Regions from separate parts of the Homo sapiens genome. Here region 1 is linked to region 2. A link is a loop called in an ENCODE intact Hi-C map of the cell type or tissue named here. Cell type or tissue: PC-3. All regions are shown on one strand. Links, peaks and the distances in the headings refer to the core of each region. The heading gives the core; the rest is flanking DNA.

The links. A loop is a pair of places that touch in the nucleus more often than their neighbours do. Peaks named below come from ENCODE experiments on the same cell type or tissue, not always from the same donor. Only the 100,000 strongest peaks of a DNase experiment are listed, where the experiment ranks them.
Region 1: it touches region 2 in a loop (4-fold over the local background); 1 of 110 quality-filtered maps calls a loop at or near these places.

The regions. Positions count from the first base shown.
Region 1 is chr14:71,644,635-71,649,032 of GRCh38, reverse strand. All of the region lies in intron 7 of SIPA1L1 (signal induced proliferation associated 1 like 1), which reads right to left. Among named protein-coding and RNA genes, the nearest start is that of SNORD56B, 250 kb to the right of the region's middle. In PC-3, for the core only: no CTCF peak of the experiment used is centred there; a DNase peak (open chromatin) is centred at 1,782; H3K27ac peaks cover 776 bases.
Region 2 is chr14:71,742,627-71,747,024 of GRCh38, reverse strand. No RefSeq gene overlaps it. Among named protein-coding and RNA genes, the nearest start is that of RGS6, 190 kb to the left of the region's middle. In PC-3, for the core only: no CTCF peak of the experiment used is centred there; no DNase peak of the experiment used is centred there.

The sequences.
Region 1 (4,398 bases), core at 220-4,219, 98 kb after region 2:
CATATGCCAGGCACTACGTGCAGTGTTTAACATACATTAAATTCTTACTCTCACAATAGCCCACAAGGCAAATATTACCCCTGTTTGACAGATGAGCAAAGAGATCAGAGAATGCAAGAGAGAGGAACTAGTACAGTAGGGAGAGACACAAGATCATAAAGAGTCAGTTCTGTGACTCAGCTCCATTAACTATCACCAGAACTCAACCAGGTTTGTCTTTGGACAACCGCTGCAACATATGTCTACAACTTCTTATTTGCAATTCTGAAGTTGAAAGGTAGAAAGCAAATTTAGGCAAACATATTTGGCAGCAAAACTTGACATGGGGCTGACATTAGTACTTTTAATTTATTCATCTTTGTGTGAATATTCATGTTTCCCCTGCATAATTGATTGTGGGGTACTGCCCCAGATCTCACTGGGAATATTACTATATGGGTCATACATTTTATTATCCCTCTAAAATCTGAAAATTCCTCAATTCTGAAACACAGCCAGCCCTGCCACTTTATATTAAGGGACTACGAACCTGAACTACCATTTTCAGCTTTCCAAATCAAATGGTTCAAATCGTGATAACGGAAAATGTCACAGGGGAGAAAACAAATGAACAAACAAAAAAACACCTTTGCTTGCTTTGTCTCCCTCCCCTGCACCCTGCTTAGCTGACAAGAAAGCTCAACAGCCTTTGCATTGTGCATAGACAGGAGGGTTCCTGGATATATATATATATTTTTGAGATGGAGTTTCGCTTCGCTCTTGTTGACCAGGCGGGATTGCAATGGCGCAATCTTGGCTCACTGCAACCTCCGCCTCTGGAGTTGAAGCGATTCTCCCTCCTCAGCCTCCCAAGTAGCTGGTATTACAGGCATGCGCCACCAGGCCTGGCTAATTTTTGTATTTTTAGTAGAGATGGGGTTTCACCATGTTGGTCAGGCTGGTCTTGAACTCCTGACCTCAGGTGATCCACCTGCCTCGGCCTCCCAAAGTGCTGGGATTACAGGCATGAGCCACTGTGCCTGTCCTGGAATATTTTTAAAACAGCATACAATCTGACCTACTGCTACCTTGATTATGAACAGGCACACATTCGGGACTTAGTTCATTTTTGTATAGCACACATAAGAAAAAAAAATCAGGGTAAAACTTGCTGCACACTACTGACATTTAACCCCTTTCTTAGCGGGCCTGCTTCTAATGGCTGAATGTGGCTAATGCTTAGAAGGGAACGCTCCCACAGGTAAAGGTTTCATCTTGGCTTTAGAATTGAGCTAAGTACCCTATTAGGTCTCAACAAATAAAAAGGGAGAGATAGTCTCGATGTCTATTACAAAAGAAGTCCTTAATACAGCCAGATTCCAGGGCTGAACATTACCTGACTCTCTCCCTCCAGGGAGAACAAAAAGATCAAGCAATCTGTAGACAGGAAGGGGCTTTAAGTTACATGCTGTCTGGCTATGCCTTCCAGAACAGCCTTCGCTTGCAACAGGGTAAAACAAAACTCACCCTGACTAATGGAAAGCATTACAGCGACACTGAATTTGTGGGTGCCTATTTAAAACTTCATAGATAGAGGCCTAAGATTTCACTGTGCAACACTCAAAAGGATTAATTTATTTAGATTCATTTATTAAAAAAAAAAAAGTTTCCTGCAGAAAGAAGATAAGAAAACATCCCCCAAAGTAGTGGACAAGCAGAATTCAAGGACAGGACAATGTGCCTCTTTTGACTGAATTCTATACCCTAGTGAGCTCCACCTGCTGACAGAACAAACCGGTTTTGCCAGTTGTGAAAGGAATGATCCTTTAAGAGGATTAGGAAATTCCTTACAATGTCAAGTTTCCTCTGGTTTGAAACTGTGTCAAATATCACTTGCTGTATCCTCAAAGGTGACAATGTGACTGTATCTTGATTTCTACTCCAATTAGATCAAAGGTAGGTAGCATTCTCCGAACTCAGGCTCCTAGAATCCTTAGCAGCCATGCTCCCAGATAGAATGAGATGTTGACAAGCAGAAGTTAAGTAAATGTAATCAGGAACATTCTAAGAGAAGGAGCTAATGTACATGGAGTTGTAAAGCCATGATGTGGGGATTTTGGATTGCTTTGAGGTTATATAAAACAGTATTTATTGTCTCAGAAACACACAAACATACCTACGTGGGCTTATGGATCTACATATACAATACTTTAAGGTAATGATCAAAATAGAGTTATGATGACACCAGAAGCCCTCCTATCCACAGTTTAGCATTTTGCTTTGGATAACCTCTGGGTCATTTAGCAATGGTACCATAATTCATGCCTGCAGATCAGCTGTTCATATGAAGCACTGAGGGAAGTGCTGGGCACTCAATAAATGTTTGTACATACAAAAGTGATGGTGGTCAGTCCAATGGGACAAGGGCTATATTTGAGATGAAGGTCTTAAATCTCAACAAAGTAAAGGGGTCTTTCAACACTTACTAAAAGTGTTGTGAGCTTCCACAGCTGGGAAACAACAGTACATAAATTTGCTCTTCCTCTCATACAATAGGCACTTTAACACAGAGTTAAGAAACAGACACTGCAGGCTCACGCCTGTAATCCCAGCACTTTGGGAGGCCGAGGCGGGTGGCTCATGAGGTCAGGAGATTGAGAGCATCCTGACTAACACGGTGAAACCCCGTCTCTACTAAAAATACAAAAAATTAGCCGGGCGTGGTGGCGGGCACCTGTAGTCCCAGCTACTCGGGAGGCTGAGGCAGGAGAATGGCGTGAACCCGGGAGGCTGAGCTTGCAGTGAGCCGAGATAGCGCCACTGCACTCCAGCCTGGGAGACGGAGCAAGACTCCGTCTCAAAAAAAAAAAAAAAAGTAGAAAGAAAGAAACAGACAGTGCAATCTGACTTAAACAGCCATAACTTCCTGGAAAGATGGACGATAAAGTCACAGCCCTGTACCAGAAGAAAGAGATGTGAATAACCAAGTTCTCAGTCTTCTTCAGAAGTTTTGCATTTTACCTCATCTTCCCTGGTATCATGGCCAGAAAGCGGCCACTGGGGTAGAACAAACGATGAGAACAACTCAATTCTTACATTCTTATGAAACCTCTACTATTGCCTAATTAAATTTAGAAATTTAAAATAGTCACTATGAGGTATTTCATTGTGCAACAGTTCTTGAAGTGTGGACTGTGAACTCTTGAGCATCTCTGAGAACCTTCTTGTGGGGAGTGATGGATCATGACATCAAAACTATCTTCAAAACACTATTAAGAGTCAATCTGGTATTTTCCACGGACATATGCACTCATGGTGAGTCAAACTGCTGGCACTTTTGCATGAATCAAGCAGTGGCTCCAAACTATACCAGCACTCCTTGCATTCTTTTTCTCCGCTATACACTCACCCCTTCCCCAAATAAAAACCCAGTTAAGAATGTCCTTGATGAAGCAGTAAAATATTAACTTGTATTAAATCTAGACACTTGAGTATATGCTTTTTAATATTCCATGTGATGAAATGCAGCGTATATATAAAGCATCTGTTGCCTACTAAAGTGCTTTATGATAGCTTTCTCAAGGAAAAGCACTTGTTCAACTGAGTTGCAAGATGAACTTTGTGTCTTTTTCATAGAAGACTGGCAGGCAGAGTAATTTCTCCTCAAACCCACCTACTTCCTAATCCCTAGATCCTGTGAATACGTAATGTTAATGGTAAAGGGGAGCATAGATTATAGAAGGACTTAAGATTGCCAATTAACAGATGGGGAGAGTAGCCAGGATTATCCAGATGGGCCCAATAACTGAAAGGTCCTTAAAAGTGGAAGAGGAAGACAAGATGATCATCAGAAAAAGACAACGGAGACAAAAGAGAAAAGACAATGGAGGCAGGGTCAAAGGGAGGCAACACTGCTGGCTTTGGAGATGGAGGAAGGGCCATGAGCCAAGGTGCACGGGCAGCCACCAGAAGTTGAAAAGGCCAAACACAGATTCACCCTTAGAGCCCCCGGAAAGGACACAGTTTGATTTTAGCCCAGTGACACCAATATTTAATTTTTAACTTACAGAACTGTAAAATAACAAATCTATGTTGTTTTAAGGCACTGAGTAGGAGTAATTTGTTACAGCAGCAATAAAAACCTAACTAAAATCACTATTTTCATATGAAAGAACAAACAAGAGACAAACTATAGTCATTCAGGCTTGTGTATTTGGGAGATATTGTCTTGAAAATATAAAGGGGAGCCTGTTACTTCAGGAAAAACAACTCACAGTATTTCCTGACATAATAGAATTTAAGCTCTAAAGCAAAATTTAAATTTTTGGAAACTTACACCTATCACCATGAGCCTAAGGGTTTCCCAACACTTAACTCTTTTTCTAATAAGATCAATGGAATATTTTCATTATTGTAAAC
Region 2 (4,398 bases), core at 135-4,134:
CTGCCTGCCTTGGCCTCCCAAAGTGCTGGGATTACAGGCATGAGCCACCACGCCTGGCCAAGAGAGAATGCTGAAGCATTTTAAAGGCCCCTCTCCTCTAAGAGCCTCCCAGGAGAGGGTGTTTCCTCTGAGTCCTCTGGCCTTAAGGTACACTTTTGTTGTCTTTCCTGTTCCCTAACCCCTACCCCATTTACAACCCTGTGCCAATGATGCTGCTATCTAGATCTCTTAGGCAAAGCTCCATGCAACCAGGCCATGCAGGGGACTCATAGGTTGAGACCAGTAAGACTGAGAAAATACAGATTAAATATTGGTTCTAGAATCAGAGGGCTGTGTTTGAATCCCAGCTCTGCCATTCACCAGCTATTTTACTGCTAACAAATTATTTAACCTCTCTAGGACTCTGTTGATTGTTCTGTAAAATGGGGACATTAATAGCACCCATCTCACAGGGCTATTGTGAGGACTCAAAGGGATAATGCACACAAAGTGACCATCTCCTTAATACATGTTAGATATGATTATATTATGGTGGAAAAGGGGCTGGAAGCCATGATAAATGAGGAAAAGTAGAGGAAATAGAGAATTTTTATCCTGGGGAAGACATAACATTGGGAAGACCTGACATTTTCTAAAAAATTAGTGGTTATAATCTGGGAAGAGAAACATATTTGTTTGTATAATTGAAGTGATAGGACTGGAAGTAGTTGTAAAAATTAAAGGGAGGTCGGGCGTGGTGGCTTACACCTGTAATCTCAGCACTTTGGGAGGCCAGGGCAGGAGGATGGCTTGAGCCCAGGAGTTCAAGGTCACAGTGAACCATGATCAAACCATTGTACTCCAGCCTGGGCCACAGAGAGACCCTGTCTCAAATACAAACACTAAAGGAAAATGGATTTCTCCTGAATAAAAGGAAGGACTTAAAAGAGAAGTTGAAAGATCAAGTGTGCAGCCTCAGGAAGTAGAGAGTTCCCCCATCACTGGTGTAACCAAAGACAGGTGGCTGAACATGTGGCGGGACAGTGAAGCGGAGCTTGGAACCTGGGCTGGGAGATGCAATAAATAAACTTTAAAGATCCTTTCCATCTTGATTCTGTGATTCGTGATTCTAAGTTTATTTAAAGACAGCAAGTGTCCACTAAAATGAAGAGATAGGTTCTTTGCAAAGTGATTCTTAAAGCTGGTTTTTACTTCAAGCTCAGGACACCACCCAATCACCATTGATCAACTACCTTGGAGACAAAAATCTGTTTCCTATAACTTGCATTCACTGGTCCCTATTTTGCTTCTTGGGCCACAAAGGTCAAGGCCAGTTTGTCTTTTTTTTTTTTTTTTTTTTTCTGAGATGGAGTCTCACTCTGTCGCCTAGGCTGGAGTGCAGCGGCACCATCTCAGCTCACTGCAACCTCCGTCTCCTGTGTTCAAGCAATTCTCTGCCTCAGCCTCCTGAGTAGCTCGGATTACAGGTGCCCACGACTATGCCCAGCTAATTTTTTTGGTATTTTTTAGTAGAGATGGGGTTTCACCATCTTGGCCAGGCTGGTCTTGAACTCCTGACCTTGTGATCTGCCCGCCTCGGTTTCCGAAAGTGCTGGAATTACAGGTGTGAGCCACCATGCCCGGCCGCCAGTTTGTCTTTCACACCACGGTTTTTCAAATCCTTAGTGAGCAGTGAGTCCACACCCCTGCTCTCCAACATGCACCAGGTCTTGTCTTTCTTTAAGTGAATTGCTTGTTGGCAGTGCCTGTCAAGGAAGTCCTCACTCCCACTCCAGCTAGCGTTGTTTATATTATGCTAGGCAGCATTTATGGCACATGTTTTAATAGGCATAGACTCATTAATTTGAAATGTACCTACATTGGGATGAGTTTATCTTTGTACTAACTAAAAAAAAAAAAAAGAGTTTGCTAAGCATATTTATTGTCTTAAGATTACAGAGCAATGTTTAAGCTTCTTATGAGAAGTAACTCTTTCAAATACCCTTAAGCTCGTTAAAAAAATTACTAGGTCACTTACAAATCCATCCTACCTTTTCACTAAGACAAGTGACTAAAGGACCACCTCCCGGCAACTTTATTAGTAATTTATTGTTTGCTCTTTGAATTGGCATAAAACTCCCTTCTTAAATGTATTTCACTCCCAGGAACGCAGGGTAGGTGAGGGTGGGTGGGCCTATGATGGGGGTGTTGTTTGGGGAAGGAAATGGCTTCCTTGGTTTTGGTGACGGGATTCAGAGGACGTCAACTCAAATGCCTTCTTACCAGGCAAGTTACCTAGATGTGTGCAGTGAGCTGGGAGCACTTAAGGCAATATGGAGTGGGAGCATCAGTGGCAAACTGGAGAAACTATCCCCTCCCAAGCAGTTTATACTTTTGCAAAAGAGTTGGATTTTATTGGCAGATAGCCATTTTGTGATGCTTTTCTTAAACGCTGAATTACAGTCTTGCACAGGAGATATGACTGGGTGAGCTTATTAGAGATTCAGGGGTGCACTACCAAGATCTAATGTATAGGGAGTTCGAGCCACTTAAAAGGACTTGGCACTTTGGGTAAGAAAAATGAATCATAGATGCATCAACAGAACACATGATGAGATCTTTGAAGGAATACACTTACATAAAGATAGGGAGTAAGGTACCCAGAGCTTAGGGTATTTTGTCTAGGAGATCATTCAGGTTGAAAATGGGTCATGAGAGATACAAATGGAAGGATAAAATGAGCTGCATGTGTTTAAAGGTGGGGCTGTGCCTGGCAGAGGAGCTGATTAAGAGGCATAATAAGATGCGTTAATTTAGAGTAAGTAATGGAAGGAACTTTGGGAGATGCCTGTTCACAGGACTGAAGGCAAGTGGGACTAAAAGGGTATAATGAGAGGTGTAATGAGAGAAGGGAAGGTGGAATGCTCTCTTGGGTCTCAGGTGTGATGACTCAGACACACAGAGGCAAGACAGAAGGAGATGTCTGATTTGAAAGGGTGGAGGACCGGAAGGGCATAATCTGACAAGGTGCAAGGGAGCACAATGCTGGCAGGCCCAGGAGAGGAGGGGGATCCACAGAGAGGAGCAATAGAAGGGGCCAGGTACTAGGAATGAAAACCCCAAGGTGATAATTATCTTCTCAGAAAAGACAGCCGTGTCTTGGAGTGTTTGAGCCACAGTTTTTGTAAAGGGTACAGAGGAGCCGCAACTCCTTCCTTCTGTCTTGTCTTTGGACAACAGCAGAGAAAACAGGCTACTGTGCAGCATGGGCACTGAAGTAAAGATTTCTGAACCATGTGGGACAGGGATGAGGGCAGTTGTGAAACGTGCTTTTCTTGTAACTTTGAGGTTTTACAGGATCTTGGAGACTGAGTGAATAGACTGGGCTGGTGGTGGAAGTCAGTGACTTGAATTTAACATTCTCAGCCTGGAACCAAGTCTCCCCAAGTCCCCCGCCAACCCCACCTCACCCCACATCCCCTGTGGCTACAACACTGCGGGCATGGCTCTGGGGCTCTGCACCTGCCACCCCAGGCCCTGCTTTCCTCAGCAGCTCTGCTGTCCCAAGTTGTCATCCACTCTGAGAGCGCCAAGGTCACCCCCTTGCTAATCTGGTACCTAGTCTCATATAATTAATGGTGGTAAAGAAATTCTAGCTCCATCTAGGTAACACATGAATTTAAAATAGTCAAGTTTCATGCACAGGGGGCTCTGAATCACCATTTTAGTAAAAAAGGAAAATAAAGTTCTTTTATCTAACTGAATTTTTGAGTTACAATTTAAGCCTGTTTCCCTCTGCAAGGTAGTCTGTGGATGGTTAACTTGTCAACATAATACTCAGTTATCTGGACACGGTATACCTCATACCTTAGTTTCTATTTCTTTTAATGCTGGTGCCTATGGCTATTCTCCTGGTAACCCTATTCTTCTAAAGCATAACCTGGGAACTTGTAGAAAATTTAAGTATTTTCTACTTAATACCTGCACAATCACTGATCCTGAGGGTGCAGCCACGTGACCTGTGTTTTGACAAACTCTCCAGGTGATTCGGAGGCAAGCTCAAGTTTGAGTCGCTGTTCTGTTTATAGCAAAGGGTTAAAAGCACAGGCCAATACTAAGCAAAGTGGACGAGCTCATTCTGACTCTTCCGTCGCTTAAGCAATTCTACTTAAGGAAAGACATGACCTGGTGCTTGTTGGGGAGTAGGGGAGTAGGGGTATAGACTCACTGCTAAGGATTTGAAAACCTCTGCTATTAATACATCAGGACTCTGTTCTAGAAAAACAACATAAAAGCATGAACGTATCAGAGATGTAGGACAAAGGAAGCCACTCGATGTTTATTGAGTGTGTTACGATTTGCCAGTCATTGCCTTTACACGTCTGGTTCTGTTTAATTCTTAAAACATGAGGCTGTTAA